Linked DNA regions of Mus musculus: all the other regions are linked to region 2. Evidence: chromatin loops called from intact Hi-C (ENCODE). Cell type or tissue: heart. All regions are shown on one strand.

Region 1 (4,000 bases), 96 kb before region 2:
ATAGGCTTGAATGTGGCTTCTACCATTTAACTCTCTTGAATAACACTTCTCTGAACACAGGATATGAACACCTCTTCCAGGCCTGCTTGCAATTCTTTTGTATATTTAGAAAAAGTGGGATCATAGGGTACCTCTATTTTTATTTTCTTCTGCTACAGTAAATGCTCTCTTTATTATATAGATGTTCCTAGTTAGCTGATAAGAATAAGAAAGCAGATATCCAGTGCTGGGCCTGGTAGAAATTACAATCCCAGTGATTCAGTACATGGTGATCAGCACGGAATGCTGCTGTCTTAATTAGGGTTCCTATTGCTGCAATGGAACACCATGACTAAAAAGCAAGTTGGGGAGGATAGGGTTTATTTTACTCACAGTTCCATAGAACAGTTCATAATCAAAAGTAGTAAGGGCAGGAATTTGGAGGCAAGAGCTGATGCAGAAGCCATGGAGGGGTGCTGCTTACTGCCTTGTTCCTCATGGCTTGCTCAACGTGCTTTCTTATAGAACCCAGGACCTCCAGTCCAGGGATGGCACCACCCACAATAGACTGGGCCCTTCCTCATCAATCACCAATTTAAAACAAAATGCCTTACAGCCAGATCTTATGGATGCGTTTCTTACTGAGGTTCCCCCTCACATGACTCTGGCTTGTGTCAGGTTGATATAACAGGAGACCAGCACAGTTGCTTGGTTTCTCTCAGGAAGATATGATGACCAGATACAAAGACAGATGCTGTGGTACTAACAAGTCTGCCTTGACGGAGTATTTACAGTTTAATATGGACTGCCTGAAAATAACACTTTAGCCAAACAAGAATGGAATGCTCAAGCCAGGATAAGGAGAATGACAAAAGAAAAGAAAAGGAAAGAAAAGGAAAGGAAAGGGAAGGGAAGGGAAGGGAAGGGAAGGGAAGGGAAGGGAAGGGAAGGGAAGGGAAGGGAAGGGAAGGGAAGGGAAGGGAAGGGAAGAGAAGAGAAGAGAAGAGAAGAGAAGAGAAGAGAAGAGAAGAGAAGAGAAGAGAAGAGAAGAGAAGAGAAGAGAAGAGAAGAAAAGAAAAGAAAAAGCTTTGGGTCACCCTTTAAAAACAGTCCATCCACTCCAAGATCTTAATTCTTAATTGTTTACAACAGAGCAAAACAAAAGCAATCAGTGTGAAGCAGATGATGTCTATGTGTGATTAGTCAGTCAAGGGCTGACTCATGGTTGCGGGGTAGATAAATAGCCATTTATTTTTCCTTTCATATCTCCATGCATGAAGTGTAATTACAGATTTCTTTGCCTTTTCGGTAATGTGAAATTAAAAACATAACCTTCTTCGAGTGTAGTAGGTGCCAAGTAGTGTTCTGTATGAAACACAGGCTCACTGATTCCAACCACAGGACCTGCTGGGAATCGCTGCTTTTACCTGATGAAACAACCAGTTATGAGCTACAGAGGAATTGCAAATACTCTAGGGTTTGATAAGCGTGATTATGCCACTTTTTCATTTTGTCACCCTGTTGTATCATTAATCTTGGCTTTAGTTATCTCCGAGAAACACTCTACTCAAATGTTCAGTTTAATGAAGTTGGATATGTGAATTTTCTTGCAGAGAAATTAATTTCAGCAACTGCCAAGAGACTTACAGTGCTTTGGCAAAGGCTTGTGACTTTAATGTTGGCTTGTTGAAACTATGTTTCTGGCCACACACCATCAGGCAAGCTCTCTTTTGTGTCCGGTTGCTAGGACTTGGTTCAAAGTAGTAAAGCACAGCCATTCTTCAGAAAGGCCTGTGTGCAGTTCTCATGCCTTCCACTAGGGTGCACTCCAGTCCCTGAATTTTTTCTATCTCTTGTTCAGGGCATCATTATGTGGCCATAGATTTTTTTTTTTTTTTTTTGGATATTACCTCAAGTGGTGTATACAAACCTACTTTATTTATTGTGTTCCTCAACTCTAAAACAAGATCTCCATTAGGAAAAGCAAGCAGGGGTAGGGAGACACTTAACAGATAAACGCACTCTCTAGCAAGCCTGATGACCGGAGCTCTATCCCAAAAAGAACAGATTAAAAAAGCCAGCTGAGGCCTCTTTGATCTGCAATCCCAGCACCCCACCTTGAGATGGGAGGAGACAATACAATCATTCAAAAGCTTGGGGACCAGCTAGCATGGAATACACAGTTCAGCAGAAGCAAGAGATGCCATTGTCACAACAATGAGGAAGGACTGAACCCGTTCCTGAAAATCATGTGGCATATGCACACACACACACACACACACACACACACACACAAAGTATGTAAAGAAAAGCACACATGACAATATTTTATCACATCTGTTACCATGCTGTCTCCTCCCTAACATTGTTCCTTTTGCATTCTAATGATGTATAGTAAGCTACCTTTTTCATGGTTGCAAATGCACATTTTTTAAATTATATAATGAAGACACACTAAAAAAAGAATAAGAGAAAGAAAGACAGACAGAAAGATCTTTTTCTAGGAAAGAGAGACAAGATTGAAAGTATTCACCTCATCACACATCATACTCAGCTGCTCCCGATATCGATTTGGTGATCTGCTAGCAATGATGTTCAAGAGAAGCAGACCCCCAAAAGGACATGGACACATGGACAACCCCATCAAAGAAGCTCTGTGTGTTCAAGGCCAGCATGGGCTACATAAGGGGACTCTATAGATAGGCATTTGATCAAAGACCTGGCCAAGTTGACAAATGATAGTACCCAAAATATATCTTCCCTTGAACTTATGCGGTTATATTTTCAAACAGCCACTAAGTTATTAGTTCATAGGTATGAATTCATTCTCTTTGTCTAGGAACATGCATGGAGAATGATAGGAACAGGGAAGGCCTAGAGCTTTTCAATCTATACTCTAAAAACTAGAGATCATATCGTATACTAGAGTCCACCAGGGCATCCACATACTAATTGCACAGTGATCATACATGCATGTTTTAAAACGTAATTCACAGTTCAAAATGCAATAATTCTTATTTCTTCATTGAAACCACTCAATCCATCTTCCATGACAACGCTTCATTCTCATCTTCTCTCTTCCTCATTAATCTCTCCCCTGAGGTTCCTTTCTTCAACAGGAGATATTATGACTTTAGCTACATCTAATTTTAATATAACAATAAAACTAAACGTTGCTTAGAAGCTCTTATCACAAAGCATGGATTTAAAAAGTTTTTGGTAGAAAGCATTTATTTTTAACTTCCACTCTTCCTAGAAAAAGCCATTAAAGTTAGGGTCCCCAGCATGGCGACAAGTGAGCGAGCCACTTAACAAATAAATCTGACTCAGAGACAGTAATGTAGAACACTGCCTCTAAGGCGGGGCCTGACAGTTCTTTCACGACATAAACAAGGCCCTACAACTCATCTCCAGATGCCACCATGCTATCTCTAACTGATGCCTGTTCGCAAAAGAAGCTGCTCTTGTGCCTCTCTTCCTTTCTTTCGCTTTCCTTTGTATTCTGGGTTGTTTGTTTTATTTGTTTATTTGTTTTCCAAAGAGGGGAAGAAAAAAGAAGGCGTGGAGTTAGATGGGTCGGGAAGGAGGAGCTGGGAAGAGATGGGGGAGGAGAAGCCGTGATGAGAATAGATTCTATGAAAATCTTATTTTCCATAAAAAAGTGTTAAGATAAATAAAAGTGTTTACAAGAAGAGCAAAACCCAAGCTCTAACAACACATTTTTTGAGGCAGACATTTCATTAAAATGAGCCTCAAGGCCCTAGTGCAGAGTTCAATGGTAGAGTATTTACCACACACACATAAGCAAGCATCGTGAACTGCAAAAAAATATAAATATGTAAAAGTGATTCTTGAGGTGGCTAGATTTTCATGGGAACAAACTTGAGTTGCCTCTGCCAAGGATTCCACATTACCCAAATAGCTAAGACTGCAGGTGGCTTAAAACACAAATGTAATACTGTATCACAAAAACTAAAGGTAGGACTAGTCACACACACACACACACACACACACACACACA
Region 2 (4,000 bases):
CTCCATAATCTGGCCTGGGTTGACCTTTCAACCTGTTCCTCTTCCATCTTCCTCCCAGGTTCCTGCTCTCCCCTCTCCTGCTGTGCTTTTGGTTTATTCTCATCTCTGCTCCTCCCTGATAAATCTGTATAGTTTCACCACCACTCCCTTGTTCCTGTCTTATGTTCCCCTCTAGCCTTACTTTTAGCTAATAGAATCACCAGATAAACACACAGGATCTCCAATAAAGTTTGAAGCTTGAGAGCATAAAACACACTTTTTTAGTATAAGTCTAACCCATGCAATATGGAAGAAATACATATGCTTTAGAAATTACTTATTGTCTATCTGAAACTCAAAGTTAACTTAGGCACTCTGTATTTTCTTTACTGAATCCGGCATTCCAGACATCTGACACGTTCAGCGTTTTGCTTATGTCTTCATTGTTCACCTCTACCCCGCCCCACCACAACTTGGCCCTTAGAACATCAATCCAATAAAGGGGAATACTTTTCAGTCTTCGCTCTGCATCGCTGGATCCCGGGATGCTGGAACACTGACTGCTAGATAGCACAAGTTCAATATTCGTGGAGTGGATGAGTAAGCAAGGGGAGGCATCTGACCATCGCAACCTGGGACACAGCAATGACTTAATCCGGTTGTTTCAGGGTTAGTTCTTAAACTGGTCCCAAACTAATTGTTCCCTCTAAAAATCTGGCTCGTTCCTTTCAGGACAGGCCCAGAGGTTGGATCCCTGAAGTAAGAACCGTCCTATCAAAAGAGAGCAAGTTGGGGGCCTTTCCCAGACTGGAGGCCACCAACCCTCAAACTGCGCTCAGACAAGTGGACTGCCGCTCCAAGGCTCAGGGGTTCACTGAACATTTAGCAGGCAGGCTTCCTTTTCAGTTCTCTAGGGGATTTTTCTCTCCTAATTGTATTTTCTTCTGTCTGGCTTGGCTTTGCATTTTCAGTGTGGATGAGTCATGTGCTACTTCCTTTTTTCATTTTAAAAAACACACACCTTTTCCCTTGTGCATAATCCCCACTCCCACGCGCTGTTGTGCACAGCCCTGCACATCTTTGTGTAACTAACTGGCCCTTCCATGAACCTGGACGGGTAGGGAGGGGCGGTTCGAGATTGTGTGGTAGGTGCCCGGACAGTCTGCAGTGAGAGGGGCTGAGGAGCGCTGGCATCAGTCTGCAGCCACCCACCCTCCCGGCAAGATTTATTCGGAACTATATAAGGTTCTGGAAATTCCCAACGGAAAAGCCAAGTCTATTATAAACAGAATGTAGAAAAGAAACTGCCTGGAGAAAATACAGGAAAACTGTTTTAAGAACTCCCAACTTTTACATTTAAACAGAAAGCCCCAGAGTTCTATCTATCATCTAGATGCTCAATTACTTCCCAGCCGTTCAGGTCTGCAAAACAGAAACATCCTTAAACTCCAATTTAACTCTAAAGCGCCGCAAAACTTTGTAGCCCGCAAGAAGCTGCCCCCATGGAAACTCCTAACCAATGAATGGAACCACTGCGCCCGGGAGGTAGGTGTAAAATTGTCTTTTCGAACCTCCCGAAGCACCAGGAAATTATCAAATAGCTGCCGGGAGATCCATTTGTCATTGCTTAGAGATCTCGCACAAACTGCTTGCTCACTGTTCGACCAGTTTGACACCATGCACCACCTCTTCACCGACTTTAGGAAGATCTCACAAGAGACAAAGTAGAGCCAAGAAACCACAGCTCTGGGCTCAGTTTGAAAGTACACCCCACCCCCTCGCCCAACACACACACAAACACACACACACACACACACACACACACCACACACCCCCACCCACCCTCACACGCACACGCACACACACACACACACACCCCAAGAAGTAGACTTTTTCTGGCGCCAGGCGCCCGGTCTCCTGTTCTAAGCAGCGTGCGTGTAACTCCATCTTTGAGGACTGTTACTTACGGGGCATCTGTCTGCTGTCTCCGGAGGGAGGCAGGTTCGGCTCACATTTCTGGCCTTCGCTTTCTTCCATTGTCCCTGCCGGCCGGCCGGGCTTCTCCCTCTGGAAACTTCAGAGCGCAGTTCGGAAAGCTCGCAGAAAGCGCTTGGAAGGGGGCCCGGGGGTGGGGCGGAGGGGACTGGCGAAACCCCACCCCAACTAGTCTCCACTCCGGTGCAAAGTCTCCCTCGCCCGGGAAGACCGCATTCCAGCGCCCGGCCTCCTCGGCCCAGGTCCCGGAGCGTCCGCCACCCTCCTGCTGTCGCCAGGACTGGGGGCTGTGTCTTGTAGGCGGTGGCTGTCCCCGCCTCTGCCGCCCAACAGGTGACGGCTCTGCTGACCTAGGACGCAGCCTGCTGGGTTTCCCGGGACTCGCAGCTTAGGGATAAGGCAAACACTTCACACAGGACTAGGGACAGGAACTGCTGTTTCAAGTCAGGCCTAGCCCTCTTGAATCTCAGGAGCCCAATAGGCCCCCCAGATAGGCTGAGTAATAAGGATCGAACTGTCGAATCCCCCAAAGTTATGAGAAATCTCTTTAAAAGTTTTCTCTTTAAGGTAAGTATATGCTAAATGTGAAATAAACACTTTACACACAAACTCTGTGGGGGACTAACCAGCATCTATGAAGAAATAGTGCAGTCGCCTCCAGTGACTTCAATAGCTTTCTTACCTGGACTTTAACCCCTGCATGTTAAACCCTTTTCTTGTTATGATTTTTTATTCACCTTCCCTTTCTTGGACTCCTCCCCTCCCCCAACATACACACACACACACACACACACACACACACACACACACACACACACACACACGTGTACACACACACGTGTACACACCCACACCCACATCCATACACACAAACACTCCTCTTGATCACAAATCTGAAAAGCCACTTACTAAATCAACCTTCTGAGTCTCCCAAGCTAATTACTTAAAAACCTCTGAAAGGTAATTAAAATGTTTTTTCTTTGGATGGGCAGAATTACATCTGACAGACTTGTTCTCCTTTTAAACTACCTACAAATATTTATTTTGTTCACTACTCAGTCCTTGGAAAGCTGGCAAAGTTCCCAGAAAGTGAAACTAGGAGGCACAATGTCCACACACAGAAAGGATGGGAAAGGAATCTAAGCAACATTTGCCTCGGCTCCTTTAGAGATCTGAAGAGAATCCAATAGCTAACAGAGAAAGTGTGACATTTAATCTACAGCCTCAAATCATCTCAGGGCAGAGGACAATGGTCATCTTGCCTGCCATACCTTGACCCAATTCAAGCAGGACTGGACATTGATTTAGAACCGGAATGTGCACAGAACAATGGCTGGCCTCTGGGCCAGATTCTGACCTTGAGTCACCTGTGTGTCTTGGCAGCAGTAGGGACATATTTTGGCCATTTTGAACATAGAAATGCGGAAGTCTCTAAAAGACAAAAATGTGTGCCACAAGTTAAGGTATGAATGACACCCATGTTGGGGAAAGAGCCCCTCCATTCCTAATAGGATTTTTCTGGAAATCCAAGACAATGTGGAGGTCTTGTAGGAAACTCAAGCAGTGTCCTGGCAAGGGGAATACAGACCGTGTGTTTATTTTATATTTAAAGATTTATTTTTATTTTATGTGTATAGGTGTCTTGTGCCCACAAAGTCAGAAAAGGGTGTTGGTTCTCTCTAACTGGTGTGAGATGGTTGTGGGCCACCACATGGGTGTTGGGACAGACTTGACTGAAAGAGCAACAAGTGCTCTTTCTGACTGAACGAGCAACAATTGAGTCATCTCTCCAGCACCAAGGAGTAGGTTTACACAGCAAATAACTAGAAGTTTCCATGACCTTGCAACAGCAGCACCCAATGATCTTACCCAAGGAGGTCATGAAGCACAGTTATCTCCATACTCCTGGCTATTTATTTAGGTATAAGTATTCAAAAAGGGACACCCACTTGGTGGTACAGGCTTATAATCTCAGCTACTGAGGCAGGAAGATAGTAAATTCAAGGAGGCTTGCCTTTGCTACAGA
Region 3 (4,000 bases), 150 kb before region 2:
GCAATCTGTTTTATGATTAGCATACCTTGGAACATTGAGTCACAAAGGTCACATTCTCAAGCCTGGGCCTAAAGGCCTAGAACTTTGCTTTTACATTATACTTTTTCATCAGCAGCTTTATTCTATTTATAACTATCCAAACTTGAAATCAACAAAGATGTTTATCAGAGGGTGTCTTAGTTTGGATCTTACTGCTGTATACAGACATCACAACCAAGGCATCTCTTACAAAATACAACGTTTAATTGGGGCTGGTTTACAGGTTCAATCCATTATCATCAAGGTGGGAGCATGGCAGCATCCAGACAGGCATGGTGCAGGAGGAGCTGAGTTCCACCTCTTGTTCTGAAGGCAGCTTGGAGAAGACTCGATTTCAGGCAGCTAGGATGAAGGTCTTAAAGTCGATGCCCACAGTGACACACCTACTCCAGTAAAGCCACACCTCCTAATAGAGCCAATCCCTGGGCCAAGCATATTCAAACCATCACAGAGGGTGAATATGGATAAACTGACTGATCTAGATGATGGGATATTATTTAGTGCTAAAGGGAAATTAACTACCAGTAGCAAAAAGACATGGAAGAAAGTTAAATGTGTATTACTCCACTATTAATCTGAAAGGGCCAAAGTGTCTCTTTTTATTTATTTTTTTGTTTTTTGAGACAGGATTTCTCTGTGTAGTCCCAGCTGTCCTGAAACTCATTCTGTAGACCAGGTTGGCCTCGAACTCAGAAATCCGCCTGTCTCTTCCTCCCGAGTGCTGAGATTAAAGGCGTGCGCCATCACTGCCCAGCTAAGTTGTCTCATTCTTTTTTTTTTTTTTAAAGACTTATTTATTTATTTATTTATTACTTGTAAGTACACTGTAGCTTCAGATACACCAGAAGAGGGCGTCAGATCTCATTACAGGTGGTTGTGAGCCACCATGCGGTTGCTGGGATTTGAACTTCGGACCTTCGGAAGAGCAGTCGGGTGCTCTTGCCCACTGAGCCATCTCACCAACCCCAGTTGTCTCATTCTTAATGTAGGATGTCCTAGAAAAATCAAACTCTAACAACAGTGAAAGGAAAGCTCACTTGTGGTCAGGAGTTGGTGAGGAATGAAGGTTAAATGGGCAGACTACAGAACATCTTTGGGGCAGAGAAAATACTTTCTATTATGTACAATGGTGACTTCTCCTCACTGCCTGTCTGATCTAAGAGCATGCATAAAACCAACAGTACGCTCTAGCAGCAGCCAGGTGCTGTCAGTGGTATTGACATGGCAGGGCAGGGCTATCAGGTGGGCCACTATTCCTGGCCTAAAATGAACAGATGATAAAAATTATAGCCAGGTGTGGTGGCGCACGCCTTTAATCCCAGCACTCGAGAGGCAGAGGTAGGCAGATTTCTGAGTTCGAGGCCAGCCTAGTCTACAAAATGAGTTCCAGGACAGCCAGGGATATACAGAGAAACCCTGTCTCAGGAAAAAAATAAATAAATAAAAAATAAAGATCAAGGTAATGGACAAACTGATGCATTTGTATCAGTAGCTCTCAACTGTCCTACTGCTGCAACTTTTTAATACAGCTCCTCATGTTGTGGTGACCCCATGCCATAAATTATTTTCATTCCTACTTCATAACTGTAATTGTTGCTGCTGAGCGGTACCTGAATTCCTAGGACCATCAGAAACATGTGTTTTCCTGTGGGTGCTACCCACAGGTTGAGAACTGCTGATCTAACTGATAATATGTTAGGCGGATTCATTAAAATTTTCAACTCTAGCCGGCACGCATGCCTTTAATCCCAGCACACGGGAGGCAGAGGCAGGCGGATTTCTGAGTTTGAGGCCAGCCTGGTCTACAGAGTGAGCTCCAGGACAGCCAGGGCTACACAGAGAAACCCTGTCTTGAAAACGCCCCCCCCCCCCATCAATTCTGACCAATATGACAACACAGAGATACTCAAAGACACACAGCGCTTCCAAACAGCACCAACAAGGGCTTACTTACAAGGCCATGACTCTGAGGCTGGGGTGGAGGTGGGGGTGGGAGGGGTGGGTATAACAGCTACACTTGTAGTCCTCTGTACTGGGACTCGGGACTGTGCTTCTGTGCATCTTGTGTTAAATAAGACCAGACACAAGGGGATTTCTTTAATCAAGGCAAGGCTGAGTAAGGACCTTGGAAAGGAGAGTGCATGTGCAGGCTCCTGGTGACTCAGATTTTCCCTCCATTCCATAGGCTCAGCAACCCCAGTCAATTGTACCCTGGGCACTAGGTGCATCCCAGAGGAAATTCCTAAATTGGCCACAAGGAGGAAGTCGAGGGCAGCAGTAACATTGCTGACCCAAAAGCCCTCATTTTCTGAGGCCACAGCCTCTCTTTTGACCAACTTCTTATGTCTCTCATCTCCTGTCCTCTCCTCTTCCTGAGTCCTTTTGTTTCTCTCCAGAAGTTGGAAAATTCTATGCTAGTTGAATTCACTAGGTAACGGATTGAACCTCTTGACTATGGGTTTATAGGCACTCTGAAGAAAAACTGGCTTTAGACTGAGGCTGAGCAGTTTTCACAAGCACAGGGAACCACAAATGTTCACTCAGTAATCCCTTAAGCAAGACTTTGTTAGCCTCTTCTCTCTCTCCGGGAGGAGGGGTTCCCCTGCAGGGCAGGTATCCACCTGCAAGGCCAGCTGCCCTGACAGCCGAAGGAAATTCCTCCCTTGAAGACAAAGGGTCCATTATCCAACAGGCTCCGTTCCCAGGGATAGATAGGGGAGGCACACAGGAGTTTCTTATCTTTACTTTATTTGGCAAAACAGGCGGGGGGGGGGGGGGGGGGGAATCTTCACAGAGACCTGACATCCCCAACCCACCCCATTTCCTGCAAAGCACAAAGGAGAAATTCCACTGCCAGCCTGGCTCTTGCCTCAGGGATGACTGTGGCTAAAAGAGCACAGTGCTCTTTAACCCACATGGAAGCTGCAGGCTGGTGACAGTAGGAAGGCTCTGTCTGTCTTCCCCCTGTCCTGAGCAGTGTTCTCCCAAGTTGTATGCTAGTCCCTGGGGTCCCAGAGATAACACTGGAAGATGCAGCTAATGAGTGAGATCTGGGGTTCATACGTCCTGATTCTGTGACTTAACTGCCAGGCTAGAGAAACACACACACACACACACACACACACACACACACACACACACACACAGAGAGAGAGAGAGAGAGCATTCCCTATGTTCTTCTTCCGGTGGTGATGGCACATGCCTTTAATCCCAGCACACAGGAGGCAGAGGCAGGTGGATCTTTGTGAGTCCAAATCCAGCCTGGTCTATAGAGCTAGTTAGTTAGTTCTAGGACAGCCAGGTCCAACACAGTCCAAGCTGATTTCAAATTTACTCTGTAAGTCACTCTTACCTCACACTCAAAAAATCTTTCCGACTTAGCTTCACAACTACTGGGATTTCCAGTATGCATGATCACACCCAGCTTGAAATTCAGTGTTAAAAAATGATACTGAGTGCTTGCTGCTGCTAAGCACATACAGTAAGATTGGAGCAGCAGAGACTTCAATAGAGCCTCTCGCCAGCATGGAGTGCAAAGCCACAAATGGTCTGTATTTTACAATAATGATTATGTCTTATGAATAACAGGAATGCTGATAAGAAGACAATAGAAATGTTAATCACCCCAATGCATCAGGACCCTCTGTGTACTTGTGACATCACAATGTACCCCCAAAGTACATGGAATTATTAGATCTTAGTTTAAGATTTAATTGGAGATGAAATAATAAAATGGTAGGTGTCCTTACTTGATCAGAAAGTATCTTTTACATACATACGCCATTTACATTAGCATACTCCACACTGAACCTTATATACGTGTCCAGTTAGAAAGCAAATGAAGGAAAGGCTAGAGAGATGACTCCACAAGTTGAAAAAAGTTGCAAGCCTGATGGCCCGGGTTCAATTCTCAGAACTCACATAAAACCCCATGTGGTGGGTGGCAGGCGTCTACAATCCC
Region 4 (4,000 bases), 150 kb before region 2:
CCTGCTCAATGCTCGAGACTACCATGTGCCTCATCTGTGACCCACCAACATTCTAACGGAGCGCTCACATCAACCAAAACTGCCTTCCAAGTCAATGTGTTTCCTAGGCTTGCCTGCCTACAGAGCCATTATGGAAGTGTGCGGTCTTGGTTTCTTTACTGTTGCTATGATAAACAGTGACAAAAGGTGAAAGGATTTATCATGATCTACAACCACTGAAAGATTCAGTCCACCATGGTGGGAAAAGCATGCCAGCAGAGGCAGAAAACTGTCTAGTCATGCCGAGGAGGTAGAGTGAAGGGATGGGGCAGCCCTAAAAGGTTTCCGCTCTGCACTCAGGGACCCTCTTCTATCAGGCCCTATCTCCCAAAGATCTCCCCAACTTCCCAATTAGCCTAGGATCACACGCTCACACCTAGGCGTTTATGTGGGAGGTATGTCACAGCCAAACTATAAAAGGCATAGAACTTAATAATTACTCTGAAATCCAAAAAAATCAACTCTAGAATATCAACCCGAGTTTTACCAGCATAAGATTTTTAATATCTAATTGTATTTTCTTTGAGATAAGACCTCCCTGTGTAGCTATGCCTGGCCTGGAACTCAAAGAGTAGATCAGCCTGAACTTGAATTTATATAGATCCTTCCTCCTCTATCCCCAAGTGCTGGGGTTAATGGCTTATGCCACCATGCCTGGTCGACTTGCGTAGGTGCAGACGCATCACGTGGCTACACTGCTTCTTGTAAGCATATTCATCCCTAGTTGGATTTGGTGCAGTAAATCTATTTGTAGAATCTGTCCACGTTTCACTCACCTCATACTGGTTCCCAAGGCACAGCCAGTGGTGAGCTTGAGTCCCTGTGCATAGGAGTTCTGAAATAGTCACACTGGAGGCTCATTACCAGCCCCAAATCCACATTTTATTTAAAATATTGACTCAATTTTTCCCCCAGGACATTTATTTTACCAAATGTAAGAAAACTAAACGCCAACATTTTTCTTTTTCATTTAAATCTTTTCATAGAATATATTTTGATCATATTCTTTACCCTCCCCCAACTCTCCCAACCTATCTATTCACCCAACTTCACATTCTCTCTCCTTCTGTCACAGTCTCTGTTCCTGTCTCGCTTTCCCTCTCTCCTTTCTTTGTCTCTCTTTCCAAAACAAAACAAAACAAAATAAATAAATAAATAAATTCAAACAAACAAATCAAAAAGTGCACTGAAAAACCAAACGTCATTTGTCTTGACTCAATGCTCCTGGGCATAAGCGACCCTGGAGTGTGGCTGATACACCCAGAGACACCTGGAGTGTGGCTGATACACCCAGAGACACTGCGTTAGAGAAAGTCAGTTTTCCCTCTTCCAGCAGGCATCAAGTACAAATACATCCATGGTTGGATTAGCACTTTGCATATACCCCTCCTCTGTGCAGGGATTTTGTCTGAGTTTCACTCACACACTCTCGTGTGCCCTGCCACAGTCTGAGTTCATAGGTGTCTCAGCTCTGCTATGTTTGGAAGATGTGGTTTTCTTGAAGTCGCCATCATCTCTGTCTGTTACAATCTTCCTCCCTCCTCTTCTGCATGGATCCCTGAGCTCTTAAGGGAGGTTTTGGTAAAGTCGTCCCAATTAGGGCTGTGTAAGAGCTACCATTTTTGTTAACCTAAAGCAGCTTGTTTTATAGAGGAAATTTTTTCATGACTGTATAACTTCTCTTTCTTTTTTTCTTGTTGTGCAATTCAATATATTTAATGTCTCCTGGGCTGTGTGTAGAGTTTTACTTTATTTTAACTATTTTATTTCACCTTTTATTTTATTTAGCATCAGGTCATGTCATGAAATTGTTATCTTTGAGAAAGCAGGAGGCTGCTACTCAACCCACTTGCAGTTCACTGACCAGCCTCTAGATGGAGGCAGTCTGCACCTAACAGTACTTGGAATGAAGCTACAACAGCAACACAATATGTAAATAGAGAAAAACCAGTCAGCATGCAAGTGCAAGCAACGGAGTCGGCTGCTAGTTAAGGCCAATACAAACTTATCAAGTGGTTTACAGAAATAGTAAATTGGATTTTTACTGTAGAATGGGCTACAGCAGAATCGGCCAAAGCAGGAGCTCCTTGCCATTCCGGGCAGGTGTAACCTGGTAGGAGCTGCCAGCAGTGTCCCAGTACCTGGCCACACCAGATCGTCAGTGCTATAAAAATGGACACCTAGTACCCGAACCACACAACCACACCAACCTAGCGATGGATGGGGACAGCGGCAGAGGACACTAAAAAAACCTGAGAACATGTTCAGCTGATGTGCCACCCAGCACTCAGACCCTAGCACATGCAGTGTGGTGGGACGACCCATTTTCCTGCCTCAGCAACAGAGTAGGCACACATTGAGGAGATAAGAGTGTGCAACTCACACCCTCACCTTAGCTACCCACTGCACTACTCAGGTCAGGGCCTTGAACCTGACTCTCTAGGAAACACTCCAGGACTTGCTTTAACAGTGGCCAAGATGATCAAGGATAGACAGACCCAAAGTTATTCATCTGCTACAAAGCACTCTTTTTTTGTTTGCTTGTTTTTCGAGACAGGGTTTCTCTGTATAGCCCTGGCTGTCCTGGAACTCACTCTGTAGACCAGGCTGGCCTTGAACTCAGAAAGTCTGCCTGCCACTGCCTGGCTTATTGTTTTTAATTAAGTGGATTCACATGTTTCTGTGTGAAGGTGTGCAAACAAGAACACAGGTGCCCATCCATTCTGGGAATTCCGAGCAGTGCAGACAGTATATGCTCCCAATCGCTGAGCCATCGCTCCAGCCCAATACAGCACTGCGTTGCAATCACTGACAGTACTTGGGAAAACAAATGTCGAAATGCTTTAGATATTAGGCTCCAGGTGATGGCTCAATGGGCAAATCACTTGCCAAACAAGTACAGGAGTCTGAATTCAAATTCCCCAGACCCACGTAAAGGTTGCGAGAAGTAGTATGTATCTATAATTCCTCTGCTATCACAAGGAGATGGGAGGCAGAGGAGAATTCCCTGAAGCCTGAAGGCTCCAGGTGGTATGGTACACACAGTAGTGAACACACCACACACACTCACAAACACACACGCGTGCACTTGCACGGGCCTGAGTCCTTTCAGTCACCACCCCACACTGGTGGCTTCCACCTTTGGAGATGGCTGATTTCTCCCCCCTCTCCCCTCCCCGGTCTTGCACCAAGATGCAGACTCTGATTCCCTGGACCTCTGTTCTTTAAGTCACCACAGGGAGCAATCACCATCAAAGCCAATGCCTTGCAGTAGAACCGCCATAAACTCAGCAATCCACCCCCACCTGATGAATTTGGTCGTCATCTGGACTAAACCCTTCTCTACTGTTTTAAATGGTTTTTGGTTTTTCAGTCTATATTTACAGATATGCAGGACCTCTGCCGGGCTTACTCAGGGCTGCTCTCTAAAGCAGTTCTTCTGGAGTCTGGTCCACCTTCCAAAATCTGGCGGTACCCAGAGGAAGCTGCTGATGCAGTTCTTATTTTCACAGAGCCTCATTTGCAAATTCCTGAGGGCACACGGAGGGGTGGGGACATCTTGTGGCTACTCCTTCCCCAAAGGCCAACTAAGGAGCAGCCAGACACCAACCCTACTTTCTCGATGCTGCATTCCAGACAGGCACCATGATTAAATGGACACCACTCCGTCATTAAACGGCAGACCTAATATCAGTGGGGTGATTTTTCATGGAAATTATTTAAAAAAACCAAACTCTACGGGACAGTGTTTTTCACATTTGTGGGAGGGAACTAGCTTTCTTTTAATCCTTTCTAACCTCTGAAAAGAGGGTGAAGGAGAAATGTCACAAAGTTCTGTTGAGAACTTCAGCGAGTGAGTGTTTACTTAGATGGCTGGAGCACCTGACGGAAGGCAAGTCTGAAGGAAAGCTGAGGGCATCGGAACCTGGCTGAGTACATTTCTTTCTTGGTGCTGCTGTTT
Region 5 (4,000 bases), 73 kb after region 2:
GCACGCAGTCAACCACAAGCTGGGAGTTTAGAGCAGATTAACTTACTACCACTATGAGGTATATACATTTATCATTTCTTTTCTATTAAAAAAAATAGCTTCCTTGGTTGCCAGTGAGATGACTCAGCTTTCATGCCTTGCAATCTAGGATCCATGTAAAGGTAGAAAGGACTGACTAACCCTAAGGAGATATCCACATGTGTGCTGTTAAACCCAGGCACCTAGCATTATGCAACAACAACAGCGGCAGCATGAACAGCAATAATAGCAACAACAACTGTAGGCATAATGTTACTGTGTACTGTGTAAAGATTATCCTTGTATAATTCAAATGCTGATTTCTGTGCACCCATATCTGGTTGGAATCCTTATTGGGAAAATCTCCTGTCTGAATGTTGTGTAAGTATTGCCCCCATTTATTCTTGGATCAGTTCAATAAAAGCTGATCCGCCTGTGCCTGAGCAGGGGAGAGAATAGGGTGGAAGGTCCTCCTAGCCAGCGGAGGTGGACAGAAAGAGGAATGGGAAGGTTCACCATGGGGAGAGAGTCTAGAAGATACCATGGGGAAACACCTGGATCCCAGAGAGTCAGATCAGTGCTAAAATGCAAGTATCTCTGGGGTTTTGACTGGGTGGTAGCCAGATTAGTTTAGAGGACTGAAATAGAGTAATGCCGCCCAGTTACCCTTAAAGCTTGTTAAATAAATATAATAACCCAGTCTCAATTATTTGGGAGCCAGTTAGGTTAAGAAGAAAACTGCAGTAAACATTTATAAAATTGCTACCACTAAACAACAACAATAGCATATTCAATTTTTAAGTAGTTTTTAGATACACTGAAATTTTCAGTCAATTGCATGTCATCTTGAGAAGACCTACCATCATCTAGAAGGTAAGGCTCATCAAATGACTCCAAGTACCTTTCTTTTGGGCACATTTGTTTTTGAAACAGGGCTTCACTATACAACAATGCTTGACATGGAACTCACAGAGATCCTCCTGTCTCTGCCTCCTGAGAGCTCAGCTGCACATTTGTTTTGAAATGTTTTTCCTTCGGAGGTAGAGAGTGAGTGACACTGAACTGTCACCTCCCACCAGGGTTCAGCAGGTAAAGATGGAACCTGTTGAGTATTCCCTGATGAACATGTCAATCAGGGGTTTCATAAAGGTCAGACTGCATTAAGTAAGGACTCAATTCCGTCGGTGGGAAATGGAGTCAGGTTATCATTTTGTTTGTTTGGTTTTTATTTTTCAAGGCATAGTTTTTCTGTGTAGCCTTGGCTGTTCTGGAATTTGGTCTTATAGACCAGGCTGTCCTTGAACTCAGAGATCTGTCTGTCTCTGCCTCACAGGAGCTGAAATTAAAGGCATGAGCCACCAAACCTGCCTCATTTTAGTGAAGACTTTTATAAGTCAGATTTTCTTTACAGAGTGAAAAAGGGCAACTTCTGAGTTTTTGACTAACGACCAAATGCTTGGAGAGGTGTTTAGCAAGATACAATCTTTTTAACAGAGGTGCCACTTTATTGCCTTTTTCTGCTATATGACCATGGGACAAGCATGTCCTTGAAAGAAGGCTCCCAGTAGAATCCCACCAGGATGGCACCCTGGTCTTGGATTTCAAAGCCTCCAGAATCCTAGAACAAGAGAAATAAACTTCTATTGTTTATAAGCAATAAATACAAATAAATAAAAAGAAGTATGTCCAGGGGTTATTTGCTTAGCCCCCTGTACAGTACATCTTCCCTAACTGAACACTTGCAAGTGTGACAAGCAATCACACACCTTACTGCGAGCAACACTTCTGTCTACTTTTATTTTGTTGCACCACTATCTTTAATTGATAAGTACTTTCTTGCTGCTGTGGCTGTTGAGATAGGCTGACCTCTAGCTTGCAATTAGCACGGACTGACCTTGAAAACATGGTTTTCTTGTCTCCACCTTCCAAGTGCTAGGATTGAATACATGTATCTTCAGCAGAAGAGAGATGTGTTAATACCGTGATAACTGTTGTCACCAAATCTACTAATAGAATTCATCCAGGCAGATGTCGGTGACTGCCTATAGGGGGCACTCTTAAATGACTGGGTCAGTATTTGAACTGAGGTCAACTACATTCCAAAGTGTTGACTTTAATGGCTTATACAAAGATAACAAGAAACCACAGGCATTTTTCTAGCAAGGCTAATTTTATCTGGTGATAAATATGTTAAAACACTGTATTATAATAAATAATGAAACACAAATTTGCTTTTATGGAAATCAAATGTTTCTTTTTTCATAATGACCGCCAGACTAACTCTTATAAAACAGGTAATCCCTTAATTTCACAACTTAAGCATCTCACTACAGCTAGCACTCAGTGCCTAGATGTGTTTGTGAGCAGGGCAAGTCACAATGAATAGGACTCAGATGAACACACCACATTGTGCTTGACCAAGCTGCTCACACGTGTAACTCTGAACTTTGTTCATGCAACTGCTACAGATGGGTTGGAGTCTAAGATGCAGGAGGTGCAGACACAGGCTCTTAGATTCAGCGCACGTGAAACCAGGCTTGTATTCCTTCTCTGTGCAACTTCAAATAGCGCAATCTAAAACTTCAATCTCAGGCTACATCAAATTCCAAAGTATTCTTTGATCTCTAATGAAAAATCAAACAACATGATAATCATTAACTAAAATAAGTCCCCTACTTACAAACCCTTTGTGTTTGCTGCTCGGTCTAGGATTGGGACAAGAAGCAGGATGTATAAACTGCAAAGAATCTGAGCAAGGAAAGAGAGAGGTGGAGCTGACAGAGACAGCAGAAACGCTGAGGTCCTGGCACCCTAAAGGGCTGGCTAGAACTTACGGAGGAAGGAAGCACGAAGCACCTAAAAATAGAAGCGCTGTAGGAAACTGTCCACAAGATACTGGATTAGCTATTGTGTTCCAAATCCTGCCATTCCAACTGCCATTTATAAAAAGGCATTGTTTTTAAAATTCACCACGTCCTTCCTATCTGTTCACCAAGGACGCCGGTTTCACATCCAGCTCTGGTTGACGGTCCTCCACCAGCCTTTTTTCTTTTCTACTATAAAAAGGCGTTCTTGGATTGCTTACACTTACACATTAAGTTCATAACTGTTGCTGTTCTCTTTGCAGCCAACCGTGGAAGCATGGGGGAGGTGATGCGGCTTTTAAATATTAAAAGGCACATCCTAGTCTGGCAAGATTCTGGCTCAGCAAGTAAAGGTCCTGGCTGCCAAACCCAGTGACCGGAGCTTGATCCCCAATACCCACAGGGTAGAAGGAGAGAGTTGACTTCTACAAAGCTCTCCCCAACTCCCTCATGCATGTGGGATATTTGTTTGCCTTCACATATACACATGTGCACACACAGTATAAAGAAATGCAGTAAAATATTTTTAAAACTAAAACGAAAGGTACATCCTTTGACGCTTAGTGGGACTCACCCATACTAACTGTTTCTTAGTATTTTTTGCTTTACAAAAAAGTTAAGCAAATACTTTCTTGCTCAGTTTTTCCAATATTAATATTTCTAACATTAATCCATGATTGGAAAAATGAAAATAAAGCTTTGAAAATTGAACCTCTTGCATTGGAAAAAAAAACCGCTTCAAAATTGGAGTGGATGATTATAAACAGAAATCCTTTGACAACACATTTAATTCGATTTATCCTTTTTACTATGGCACTCTTTTTATTGTCACATTTTTATCTAGATTATAAGGATTTTAAATCCTATTCCACAGCTAATGAACATGCATTTAGTTTTCATAACATCATGTCAACATTAAGTTGGCTAAGAGTAGCTTGGCTGGGGAAAGGCCTGCCTGACCAGAACTCCTTCCAAAGAGACCAGCAGTTCTCTGAGTTAGCTGTTTGGCAATACGGGACCATGTTATCCTGGAAAGAGTCATTTTGTCAGGAGTCAGCACCGGCCTACAGGTTGTGTTGTCAGCACAGGAAGAGAACAGGCTTGTCAACAAGGTGGTC
Region 6 (4,000 bases), 260 kb before region 2:
AGAAGTCTTGAATGAATCTTTTACTGTTTGAAGGATTGTTTATTTATTTACATGTCTATTTGAAACAAAGTATTACTGTTTCCCTAATCTGGTCTCAACTGACTTTAAGGGATCCTCCTGCCTCAGCCTCCCAAGTAGGATGGGATGGTAGGTCCAGATTTGAAAGCTTCTTCGGTTTTTTTGGTTTTTGATTTTTTTTTTTTTTTTTTTTTTTTTTTTTGGTTTTTCGAGACAGGTTTTTCTCTGTGTAGCCCTGGCTGTCCTGGAACTCACTCTGTAGACTAGGCTGGCCTTAAACTCAGAAATCCGCCTGCCTCTGCCTCCCAATTGGTGGGATTAAAGGTGTGCGCCACCACCGCCCAGCTGAAAGCTTCATAAACATTCCAAGCAACACACTTCCAGTGGAAGGCTCACCTTTGAGAGTGGCCACAGCTTCTCCCACTTGTCGCAGGAGGAAAGCCCCATCTTCCACATCTTTCAGGGTCACCACTCTGCCAGTGGAGGAAGAGTCCTTCTTCAAGTCCTCAACAAAGTCCTCCAGCTCACTGTGGGGAGGCAGAGAGCAGATGGAACTGAGCATGGAGGGTCTCAGAAAGGACACGTGCAGGAGCAGGGGCTCTCCCATTTTCTGCTGTGTCCCAGCCCTATCTTAAGCTTCCAAGGAGGAGGTGGGAGCACAGTCGATAGTAGTTTGCTTTGCAATATTGCATGGCTATGTAAGGTAGCAACGGGAGAGCTCTCCCGTGTCTGTCATTTGTGGTTCAGATTGGTCCCGGGTGGGGGTGGAGTGGGCACTTGATACATTCTTAACTTTCAGTTGTATTCATGCCAGCCAAGAGAACAATGTGCACACTTGGTGACCAGGAATGGAGGGAGAGAAAGACAGAGGGGAGAGAGTCCTGATAGATTAGGATGGAGGCAGAAGATGGGGGCTGGGGGTAGCCTAAGAGGGGGGTATGAACCAGTACTACAGTGAAGTGTGTTAGCTCACTTTAGACAACCAGGTTTCTCAATTTTAGTACCTGACATTTTGAACCATATAGCTTCATTTTTAGTGCAGGGCTGTCTTACACAATGAAGGATGTGCATCCTTGGCCCCTTCCTGCTGAGTAGCAGTAGCAAGCAATCACAAATTCCAATAATTTGTGACACATGTGAATGTCCCTTGACATGGTCAAATATCCCTGGGAAAGAGAGAGCAAAACTGCCCTCAAAATCCCCTAATGGATAGCCTCTCTCTAGTGTACCTGACTGTCCCATCATTAATGACTGTCTCTCTTCTCTCACAACTAAGAACTTAGAGATCTGATTTCTGGAGGGAGGGAGGGACGGATGGAGGGGTTGGGATGGAGAGAGAGAACAGATATCAACTCCAACACAGCCAAGTTATATTCTTCCACTTGAAACAACAAAAACAATTTGCCCAGATGTGTTTGTATCCTTTCAAGTTGCCTGCAAATTCAAGAGAAAGCTCTTAAAGGACGAGGGTGCTAAGAAATGCAAGACCACTAGGTGGCAGTAAGTGAATGGCGGCTGTACTTCCTGGCGCCTTAGTGGAGGAGAGGATGGCCTCACAAGACATGGGCCCTTTCCTCTAGGTGAGTGAGTAGAAAGGAGCTAATGCAGCCACAGGAGGGAGTCCAGCAGGGCAGGACATACATTCAACAAGGATGAAGTCACACGTGACACATCTGACCTCTTCTGAGCAGGGGGATGAAGTATTTGGTGATGCCAGCCATTCTGATACAGAAATCTCTGATGAAAGGATGCCCCGTTAGGGTCTGCATCTGTTAAACACACCTGGTGTTAGGTGAGCATACCTACAGGGCACATGCAGCTGCTGCTCCTTGGGGTGGAGCTGGGCCAATCCTTGTCAGACCTCTAAATGGTCCATTGGTGAGGGAGGTTCCCTGGTAGACCAAGCAGTCTCCTGCATTCTTTCAGGCTTTGATGAAGCCCTTCCAAGCTAAGACTCCAGGGCCCCCAGTTCCTTCAACCACCCACAAACTGGTCAATATGCAAATACTCCTCCAAGGAGATGTTCCATGACCCAAAGCCACTCCATCCAGATAAACTCCTATTTTAGTTTCTCTTACCCAGTCTGCCTCCTGCGCATCATATCCCTGCAACCCAAAGTTCCCCAAACTCTGCTCCCCTTTGACGGGCAGCAGGGAACCTCTGACACCATTATTCTGCCAATTCATGTGCTTGTGATTCCTATTTCGAGCTCTGAAGGCCACTTTTATTAATTCAGAGATTGAAAAAGAGACAGTGCTGCTGAAAATGAGTGCAGACGGCCTTTTGAAAGTCATCAATGGGCTTTTGAAATAGGTAGGCTTTGCTCAAGAAGACGTCAGACATTCATGGGGCCTCCAGATTTCAGCATGGCCTTAAGCTGCTTTTTATTCTGCCTTTGTTGAAAAGAAGCCCATTGTTTGTTAAACTGAACTTAGTCTGACTCTTATTAGAAGCTGTTATTTCCAAGTAGAAAACCATGAAAGATATTGACTCATTTTTTTTTTCTGTTCTTTAATCCCCACTTTCACTCCTCTGTCCTCATGTTCAGAGGACCCAAGCCTAACAGTTCTACCAGAGTATTTCTTTTCTGGAATTTAGAAGGAAGGGAAAGGGACAGAGAAGGGCCAGCAAAGAGCAGGCGTTACTTCTCAGTAGCCCTGAGCCAGGTTCTAGAATATCTTACCTAAGCTCGCTCTCCTGTCATACGGATCCACCCAGTTACCCTAGTCTATGTCTGTTTAAGGTATAAGAAACAGATATGATAATATTAAGGAGATATATATGTATTCCATAACTTTTAAATTAGTGTTGTGTGACTGTGCATGCAGAAGGCAGAAGACAACTTTCTAGAGTTGGTTTTCAGGGTCTATTGTGGGCTCCCATGATCTTACAGTCTTTGCAAGCACAGCCTAGACAGGTACCAAGCAGGTCTCCAAAGCAGGAGTATGACCCATAGAAGACACCAAGCCAAGGAGAATGATACCGTTCAACTGTGAGATGTGATTAGGACCATGGACCCAATTCTCCTGCCAATCCCCAACCCTGTGGTTTTCTAAGGATGCCCCACATTTTCCTGGCCCAGAGATATACTGTCATGGGGCCTGCTGAGTTTCCCAGACCTTAAAGGAGGGACAGTTGGGACAAAGATACCAGGCTCAGCAGATCTCTAGCTTACACAATAGGTGCTCATTAAAGAGAGGGAGAGAAATACCAGCTAAGAAGGTCACCCTGTGAACAAAGACAGTTTTTCTCTTCAGGGTGACTCACCATAACTTTTTGACAATCCGCTCTTCTTCGTGGAGGTACTTCTGTCTCTCTTGCTCCACCAGGGTGCGCTGACGCTGTACCGGATCCTCTAGTCTCTTCATGGTCTCCTTCACTTTGTTACTGATTTCCAGCTCAGCCTTCTTCATCATCGCCCTCAGAATCTCCTGGTTCTGCAGCTGTTGAACAAAAGAAATCAGCCTCCATTGGCTTCATCTGTCTGCTATCATGAAGCCTGAATGCCCTGCAGTCTTCAGAAGTGGGCACAGAGAAAACCCACAGCTGAATCTTTATTTCAGTAAGAAAGAGAAGAGAGCAAGGACTGTATACAGGACTGTATACAGGATTGCTTCCTCAGAGAACGGCTAAGTTTTATCAGGCAACTGACAGCTGAACTTCTGTGCCTATAAAAAAGGTAGAGTTTTTTCTAGTCTTTGGCTGCTGTTACACACACACACACACACACACACACACACACACAAACACACCACAAACTCTCACAGACGATTTTATAGAGAGGAGTCAAGAGTACTAGCATTGAAAGCCCAGTGATCAACCAGGCCTTCAGTCCTTGTCTCCCCCCAGACACTTGGATAGGCTTTCTTGCTCTCCGTTTCGCGTTTCTCTCCTGATGTAGAATCTGCTCTCCTTGGCAGAGCTACTCTGAGGTTCTTGTAGATCCTCAACAACCATTGGGTTGACAGGAATTTTTCAGAAT

What was found. Peaks named below come from ENCODE experiments on the same cell type or tissue, not always from the same donor. Only the 100,000 strongest peaks of a DNase experiment are listed, where the experiment ranks them.
Region 1: it touches region 2 in a loop (4-fold over the local background); 6 of 42 quality-filtered maps call a loop at or near these places.
Region 3: it touches region 2 in a loop (3-fold over the local background); 13 of 42 quality-filtered maps call a loop at or near these places.
Region 4: a loop joins it to region 2, with 4 times the contacts of the local background. A loop is called at or near these places in 13 of 42 quality-filtered maps.
Region 5: it touches region 2 in a loop (8-fold over the local background); 2 of 42 quality-filtered maps call a loop at or near these places.
Region 6: a loop joins it to region 2, with 4 times the contacts of the local background. A loop is called at or near these places in 9 of 42 quality-filtered maps.

Annotation. Positions count from the first base shown.
Region 1 is chr2:20,613,926-20,617,925 of GRCm38, reverse strand. All of the region lies in intron 3 of Etl4 (enhancer trap locus 4), which reads right to left. Among named protein-coding and RNA genes, the nearest start is that of Gm17171, 280 kb to the right of the region's middle. In heart, a CTCF peak has its summit at 1,788; no DNase peak of the experiment used is centred here.
Region 2 is chr2:20,517,874-20,521,873 of GRCm38, reverse strand. All of the region lies in intron 2 of Etl4 (enhancer trap locus 4), which reads right to left. Among named protein-coding and RNA genes, the nearest start is that of Gm17171, 190 kb to the right of the region's middle. In heart, a CTCF peak has its summit at 2,312; DNase peaks (open chromatin) are centred at 1,023, 2,173 and 3,293; H3K4me3 peaks cover 2,406 bases; H3K27ac peaks cover 2,265 bases.
Region 3 is chr2:20,664,458-20,668,457 of GRCm38, reverse strand. All of the region lies in intron 4 of Etl4 (enhancer trap locus 4), which reads right to left. Among named protein-coding and RNA genes, the nearest start is that of Arhgap21, 300 kb to the left of the region's middle. In heart, a CTCF peak has its summit at 2,297 (motif pointing right); no DNase peak of the experiment used is centred here; H3K27ac peaks cover 1,067 bases.
Region 4 is chr2:20,671,357-20,675,356 of GRCm38, reverse strand. All of the region lies in intron 4 of Etl4 (enhancer trap locus 4), which reads right to left. Among named protein-coding and RNA genes, the nearest start is that of Arhgap21, 290 kb to the left of the region's middle. In heart, a CTCF peak has its summit at 1,908 (motif pointing right); no DNase peak of the experiment used is centred here.
Region 5 is chr2:20,444,482-20,448,481 of GRCm38, reverse strand. The region is part of intron 2 of Etl4 (enhancer trap locus 4); the gene reads right to left. Among named protein-coding and RNA genes, the nearest start is that of Gm17171, 110 kb to the right of the region's middle. In heart, a CTCF peak has its summit at 2,065 (motif pointing right); a DNase peak (open chromatin) is centred at 2,881; H3K27ac peaks cover 496 bases.
Region 6 is chr2:20,777,487-20,781,486 of GRCm38, reverse strand. It overlaps Etl4 (enhancer trap locus 4), which reads right to left. Exons shown (of 22, transcript NM_001081006.1): 11 at 3,286-3,461; 12 at 415-545. Among named protein-coding and RNA genes, the nearest start is that of Arhgap21, 190 kb to the left of the region's middle. In heart, CTCF peaks have their summits at 1,509 (motif pointing right) and 3,340; no DNase peak of the experiment used is centred here.